2 separate regions of the Homo sapiens genome follow, and region 1 is linked to region 2. Evidence: read pairs that join two places in POLR2A ChIA-PET (ENCODE). Cell type or tissue: B cell. All regions are shown on one strand.

Region 1 (4,000 bases), 200 kb before region 2:
CACTGATAACCAGTATGAAAATAATAGTGTTAACAGTACTTTAAAAATGGCAGTGGAAGCAACCCAAGTGTCCATGGATGGATGAATGGATTAACAAAATGTGGTATGTACATATAGTAGAATATTATTTAGCCTTAAGGAAGGAGTCTGACATAATGCTACAGTATGAATGACCTTGAAGATACTATTCTAAGTGAAATAAGCCAGTCACAAAAGTATAAATACTATATGATTTCATTTATATGAGGTACCTATCTATAGAAGTCAAATTCAGAGAGAAGTAAAGTAGAATGGTAGTTGCTAGGGGTTGAAGGAGAAGGGGTAGGAAATTTGTATTTGAAGAGAACAAAGTTTCATTTGAGGAAGATGAAAAAATTCTGGGGATGGATGGTGGTAGTTGCACAACAGTGTGAAAATATTTAATACCCTAGAACTGTACACTTAAAATGGTTAAAATGGTAAATTTTATGCTATGTATATTCATGGCCAGTAAAAGTAATAGCAAAAACTGCAGTTACTTTTACACCAACCTAATAAGCACAATAAAAAGAATTTAAAAGGGCCTGGTGTGGTTGCTCACACCTATAGTCCCAGCACTTTGGGAGGCTGAGGTGGGAGGATTGCTTGAGCCCAGGAATTGGAGACCAACCTGGGCAACATAGTGAGACTCCATCTTAAGAAAAATAGAAAAAATTAGCCAGGTGCGGTGGCGCATGCCTATAGTCTCAGCTACTAAGGAGGCTGAGGTGGAAAGATAGCTTGAGGCTACAGTAAGCTGTGATCATGCCACCACACTCCAGCCTGGGTGACAGAGCAAGACCCTGTCTCAAAAAAATAAAAAAGAATTAAAAAGGCCAGGCACAGTGGCTTATATCTGTAATCCCAGCACTTTGGGAGACAGGAGGATCACTTGAGGCCAGGAGTTCAAGACCATCCTGGGTAACATACTGAGACTCTGTCTCTATGAAACATTTTTAAAATTAGCAGAGTGTGGTGTTACACACCTGTAGTCCCAGCTACTCAGGAGGCTGAGGTAGGAGGATTACTTTAGCCCGGGAGTTCAAGGCTGCAGTGAGCCATGAGTGTGCCATTGCATGCCAGCCTGGGTGGCAGAGCAAGACCCTGCCTCTTTAAATAATAATAATAAAATAATTTTTAAAAGACAGGGATTATAAGCTTTTTGGGGGGAAAGGAGTTGTAAATCATGTTTTCTGGTCAATCAAGTCCAAATTTTTTTTCCTACTAATTAATGTCTTTGGGTAAATAATTTGACATCAGTTTCTTCCACTGTCAAATGGGGATACAGTGGTTTTTACCCCATAAGATCCTAAGAAATCATATATTTGATAACACTTTGTGAACTGTAAATCTCTGCACAAAAAGTTAATTGAAATTAATAACTAATAGCTGCTGTTTATTGACCATTTTCACAGTGCTGAGTTTAATGTACATCTATCTCATTTAATCATAGCAACCTTATGAACTAATTTTTCTGTTTACAGATAATGAAACTGAGGCTTAGAGAAGGTAAGTAGTTGCTCAAGGCCGCATGGGTAGTAAGTGACAAAACTGTCCTTAGAATCCAGATCTATTTCCTAGGCCACTGCCCTTAACCGCTATAAAAATGATATTTTGCCTTAGTAGTTGCAAGGTCACTTTTGAGACTTGGCAGTCTGAGGAATTATCTTTGACTGCTGAAATCTTCAACTTCCTGAAAAATATATTTGCTATACTGAGTTTTCCTACTAAGACAAACTTTTAAAGAATTTTTGGAATATTTGTCTTTTATTTTTGTCTCTATTTTCCCACTTCTTTTTTCTTTGTTTCTTGTTTTGTTTTGTTTTGTTTTGAGACAGGCCCTTGCTCTGTCACTCAGGCTGGAGTGAAATGGCTTGAAGACATCTCACTTGCAGTCTCGATCTCCTGGGCTCAAGCAGCCTTCTTGCTTCAACTTCTGTGTAGCTGAGACCACAGGCACATGCCACCACACCTGGCTAATTTTTTTTTTTTGAGACCAAGTCTCACTCTTTCACCCAGGCTGGAGTGAAGTGGCATGATCTCGGCTCACTGCAACCTCTGGCGCCCCCAACCCCGGCCCCCCACCCCACCCCCCACCCCTGCCACTGGGTTCAAGCAATTCTCTCTCTCTCTCTTTTTTTTTTTTTTTTGTAGAGACAGCATCTCACTTTGTTGCCCAGGCTGATCTCATACTCCCAGGCTCAAGTGATCCTCCTGCCTTGGCCTCCCAAAGTGCTGGGATTGCAGGAGTGCGCTACCGTGCCCAGCCACTTCTTTTTTCTTTAAAGAGACTTGCTATAATATTCACTTCTTCTAAACTGTATTTATTAGTATTACTTTAGAGGTCATGTTTATTTAGCATTTATAGTGCTGCACAGCTTATCATCATTAAAAAAATTATTAGGAATCATTCTGAGTAAACTACTAAACTTTATGAACTTAAATATATCCACTGTTAGCACCTAATAAAGAAGTTCTTAATTTGAGGTCCATGGTCACCTAGAGGTCTATGGATTGGCTTCAGAAAGTCAAACTCCTTGAGATTATATGAAAATGTTGAGTAAATAAATATATTTTAAAATCAGATTCTCAAAGTGATCTGTGATCTCAAAAAAGATTAAGAAGCTCTTTCCTAAAGGGAAGTGTTATTTCTAAGACCTGATTCTGTAAACCTCAAGTGCTGTGAGTATTTCCCTGTGGTACATAGCAATAACTAGTGGGAGCAGCTAAACAATTCAGATTTAGGGTCCTAAGTGAAGACTGACTCAAAAGATTTTGTATTTGGGGGAGGGAGTACCTTGATACATGAGTACACTTAGCCCAGTGGTTCTCTCGTCACTGCTGAGAACCCTCTCAAAAGAGCTTTTTGCCCTTTCTCATTTGCTGCCCTCAGGTTTGCTGTGGGTTTAGAAACCACGAAACAAGCCAGGCAGGGTGGCTCACGCCTGTAATCCCAGCACTTTGAGAGGCTGAGGCAGATGGATCACGAGGTCAGGAGTTCGAGACCAGCCTGGCCAGCATGGTGAAACCCCATCTCTACTAAAAATACAAAAAAAGTAGCCAGCCATGGTGTCACGCACCTGTAGTCCCAGCTACTCCGGAGGCTGAGGTAGGAGAATTGCTTGAACCCGGGAGGCAGAGGTTGCCATGAGCGAAGATCTCACCACTGCACTCCAGCCTGGGCGACAGGGTGAGACTGTATCTCAAAAAAAAACAAAACAAAACACCAAAAAACAAATCCTGTGAGAATTGTGTTAAAGAGTAAATTGGAGCCAAGGGCAGTGGCTCACACTTGTAATCCCAGCACTTTGGGAGGACAGGAGTTTGAGACCAGCCCAGGCAATGTAGCAGGACCCTGTCTCTAATAAATAGATAAGAGAGAGGATGGATGGGTGGGTGGGTGGGTGGATGGATAGATAGACAGATAGGCAGGCAGGCAGGCAGGCAGGTGTAGTGGTTCATGCCTGTAGTCCTAACTACTCAAGAGACTGAGGCAGGAGGATTGCTTGAGCCTAGGAATCCGAGGTTACAGTGAGCTATGATCGTGCCATTGCACTCCAGCTTGGGCAATAGAGGGAGACTATCTATCTCCCTCTCTTTTTTTTTTTTTTTTTGAGACAGAGTCTCGCTCTTGTTGCCCAGGCTGGAGTGATCTGGGCTCACCGCAACCTCCGCCCCCTGGGTTCAAGCGATTCTTTTGCCTCAGCCTCCCGAGTAGCTGGGATTACAGGCATGCACCACCACGCCTGGCTAATTTTTTTTCTTTCTTTTTTTAGTAGAGACGGGGTTTCCCCATGTTGGTCAGGCTGGTCTCCAACTCCTGACCTCAGGTGATCCGCCTGCCTCGGCCTCCCAAAGTGCTGGGATTACAGGCATGAGCCACCGCGCCCAGCCTCTATCTCTTTGAAAATAAAATTTAGCTGGCGCGGTGGCTCACCCCTGTAATCCCAGCACTTTGGGAGGCCGAGGCGGGTGGATCACA
Region 2 (4,000 bases):
CACCACCATTCCCAGCCCAGAGTGTTTTGTTTTGTTTAGAGAAAGGGTCTTGCTGTGTCACCCAGGCTGGATTGCCCAGTGGTGTGATCATGGCTTACCACAGCCTCGACCTCCCGAGCTCAGGTGATCCTCCTACCTCAGACTCCTAAGTAGCTGGGACTACAGGTGTGCACCACCATGCCTAGCTAATTTTTGTATTTTTTGTATAGATAGGGTTTGTTACTATGTTACTCAGGCTGGTCTCGAACTCCTGGGTTCAAGGGATCTTTTCACCTCGGCCTCCCAAAAGTCTGAGATTATAGGTGTGAGCTACCACACCTGGCATCAGAGTATATTTTTAAGATAGCCAATGATTATGCTCTAGTCGCACTTGCTCAGAGGAGCTAAAGGTTTTTTTTTATTGTTGTTTGTTTGTTTGAGACGGAATCTCGCTCTGTCGCCCAGGCTGGAGTGCAGTGGCACCATCTCGGCTCACTGCAAGCTCCGCCTCCCAAGTTCACGCCATTTTCCTGCCTCAGCCTCCCGAGTAGCTGGGACTACAGGCGCCCGCCACCACGCCCGGCTAATTTTTTGTATTTTCAGTAGAGACGGGGTTTCACTGTGGTCTCGATCTCCTGACCTCATGATCCGCCCACCTCGGCCTCCCAAAGTGCTGGGATTATAGGAGTGAGCCATCGCACCCGGCCGGAGCTAAAGTTTTGAAGGTAAAATGATACTTCATTGAAACAATAAGACACTCATGCATCAAAAGTAAGTCTCTAGTCCCTCTAGTCTTACCTTGTAATAATGCAATACCTTGCCTTAGTATTTAGTATGGTTGAACAAAAAATTTCTCTCCAACTTATTTGTCTCTGAATAGTAAATCAGTCTCCCAGTAACACTGGAATGTTATTATTTTTTAAATCTCCAGAAACAAATATGTGCTGTTTGTCTTCTGAAGTCTTCTGTGTACTAAGCCATGCTTGCCTACTGTGGCGTTTAGCAGAGCCTCAGTGCACATTCTCTAGCCACTGGATGTTGCCTCACTTTTGTAGATCTAGCCTCGTGTGGCCTAACACTAACCAGCAGCAGCTCTGTTTAATCAATAACCAGGTCTCCTGTTCTGGGCTAATAATTTCCCAGCAGGCGCACAATTCCCTGATCATTGATGGTGCCTACAACAAATATATTATTCAGTGGGCAAACAGTGTTTGTGTGTTGATAGGATACTGAAGTAATAGTTTGGAGATGTGGGTTCCAGTTTCTACTTCATCTATGACTTAAGTGACCCTGAGAAAGTTATTTTATGAGTTGTTCCATATGAAAAGACTGGGAATGTGTATAGGCCTTAATTTATAAGGTCTGTTAGGATATAATGAGATACTTAATAGCAAACAGATCCCATTCTCCAAGACTCTAATTCCTCAGCCATAGCTCAAAGACCTCCATGATGAAGGGGCATCTGCTTTCAAATCACAGTCTTTATTCTCTGATCAACATCTTATAAGGCTAAGAAGTTCCAGTTATTAATTGCACTGCAAAGTTGGGAAGGGCCTGGAAGAGCAGCACCTTTGAGCCTCACAGGTTGGGTTTGGGTTGCCCAGTTGAGGACAAACTCTCCCCATCCCCACCCCCATATATGTACACACACACTGATACTATGTCACAGCTAATTGGTTTCACATCAATTTTTGTCAAAAACCATCTGCATTTCTATTTCTTATAGATGGTCAGAGACGATGTGACTTTTAAGATCTCATGGTTAGTGGTGGGGCTAAGACCAGACCCAAATTAGTGCTCTTTATGCCATACATTATTTGCCTTTTCCTAATCACTGTCTGAGATGATACTAAACAATGTCCATTTTGGACTCCAAAATGTAAAGGATTTTAACAAAAAGGTGGGGGTTTCAGGGTATCTCTCTTCAGAGCTGCCGGGGTGCACAACTGCATGGGGGGAGCCATGCACGTTATCTACAAATGGCACCCTTTAAATTTCACTGCACAGCCTGCACAGAGCTAACACCCTCAGCAGCCTTCTCTCCCTGTATCCGTTAAGAACAAGTACCTGAAAATAGGGTAGCAAAAGGTAAAGTCATTAATTGCCCAGGACACATACAGGAAGACCCTGATTCTGCAGCTGGCGAAATGTGATGTAGGTGATGGCATAGGGGCTGTGAAGCTAGCTGACAATCGTGATTAATTTTTTTTTTTTTTGAGACAGAGTCTCACTTTGTTGCCCAGGCTGGAGTGCAGTGGCATGATCTCAGCTCACTGCAACCTCCGCCTCTTGGGTTCAAGCAACTCTCCTGCCTCAGCCTCCCAAGTAGCTGGGACTACGGGCATGCGCAACCACACCCAGCTAATTTGTGTATTTTTGTAGAGATAGGGTTTCTCTATGTTGGCCAGGCTGGTCTCAAACTCCCGACCACAAGTGATCCGCCTGCCTTGGCCTCCCAAAGTGCTAGAATTATAGGTGTGAGGCACCGTGCCCGACCTCCCATGACTAATTTTATGTTCAAATTTCTTTTATAGTCAGGTAGGATAGATTTCAAATTCTAAGCATAACTCGAATCTTTCATCCCACTGTAATTTGAAGAACCCAATTGTGAGGAGAAAACAAAGAATCTTTTTTTAGAGACGGAGTCTCCTTATGTTGCCCAGGCTGGACACCAAACTCCTGGGCTCAAGCAATCATCCCACCTCAACCTCCTGAGTAGGGGGGGATCTATAGGCATGAGCCTCTATGCCCTAGAAATCTTGTTTTTTAACCCCATTGAGTTAGTCCAAATTCAGGTGGGTATATTGAAAATACTGGAGATGAGGTCTGGGATCTAATCCTGGCTCTGCAAGGCAAAGTCTAGCTCTGTCACCTAGGCTGGAATGTAGTGGTATGATCATGGCTTACTGCAGCCTTAACCTTCCAGGCTCAAGCAATCCTCCCACCTCAGCCTCCCAAGTAGCTGGGACTACAGGCATGTGTCACCATGCTCATCTAATATTTTTATTATTTTTTTGTAGATAGATAGGGTCTCACTATGTTGCCCAGGCTGGTCTCAAACTCCTGGTCTCAAGCAATCCTTCCACCTCAGCCTCTCAAAGTGGTAGGACTGCAGGCATGAGCCATTGCACCTGGCTGCCACACAGCTGTTTGAGGCAAGCAAATTAAACACTATAGAAATGTTAATCTCAAAATAGTTCAAATGTCGACATTCTAGGAGTTAAAAAACTGCCACTTTAAGTCTTCTTTTCAATATGGTAGGTAACCTAAATTATACTTTATCCTTTTTTTTTTTTTTTTTTTTTGAGACGGAGTCCCGCTCTGTAAACTAGGCTGGAGTGCAGTGGCGCGATCTCGGCTCACTGCAAGCTCCGCCTCCCGGGTTCACGCCTTTCTCCTGCCTCAGCCTCCGGGGTAGCTGGGATTACAGGCGTGAGCCACCGCGCCCGGCCCAACCTAAATTATACTTTTAAAAATGGTACTTAAAACTATTTTCTTGGCTGGGTGTGGTGGCTCACGCCTGTAATCCCAGCACTTTGGGAGGGCGAGGCAGATGGTTCATCTGAGGTCAGGAGTTCGCAACCAGCTTGGCCAGGATGGAGAAACCCCATCTTTACTAAAAATACAAAAATTAGCTGGGCTTGGTGGCACACACCTGTAATCCCAGCTACTTCAGAGGCTGAGCCACGAGAATCACTTGAACCTGGGAGGCGGAGGTTGTTGTGAGCCAAGATCAGGCCACTACACTCTAGCCTGGGTAACAGAGAGAGGCTGCCTCAAAAACAAAAAAACAAACAAAAAACCCAAAAGTTATTTTCTTTTCTTTTTTTTTTTTTGAGATGGAGCCTCACTCTGTCACCCAGGCTAGAGTGTAGTGGCCTGATCTTGGCTCACTGCAACCTTCGCCTCTCAGGTTCAAGTAATTCTCCTGCCTAAGCCTCCTTAGTAGCTGGGATTACAGGCACCCACCGCCTGGCTAATTTTTGTTATTTATTTATTTATTTATTTATTTATTTTTAAT

The links. ChIA-PET counts read pairs that join two places held together with the same protein. Peaks named below come from ENCODE experiments on the same cell type or tissue, not always from the same donor. Only the 100,000 strongest peaks of a DNase experiment are listed, where the experiment ranks them.
Region 1: POLR2A ChIA-PET joins it to region 2 with 5 read pairs; 8 of 35 experiments call an interaction of 5 or more read pairs at or near these places.

The regions. Positions count from the first base shown.
Region 1 is chr17:29,755,896-29,759,895 of GRCh38, reverse strand. All of the region lies in intron 3 of SSH2 (slingshot protein phosphatase 2), which reads left to right. Among named protein-coding and RNA genes, the nearest start is that of SSH2-AS1, 120 kb to the right of the region's middle. In B cell, no CTCF peak of the experiment used is centred here; a DNase peak (open chromatin) is centred at 1,925; H3K4me3 peaks cover 1,739 bases; H3K27ac peaks cover 3,522 bases.
Region 2 is chr17:29,553,098-29,557,097 of GRCh38, reverse strand. No RefSeq gene overlaps it. Among named protein-coding and RNA genes, the nearest start is that of ABHD15, 12 kb to the left of the region's middle. In B cell, no CTCF peak of the experiment used is centred here; no DNase peak of the experiment used is centred here.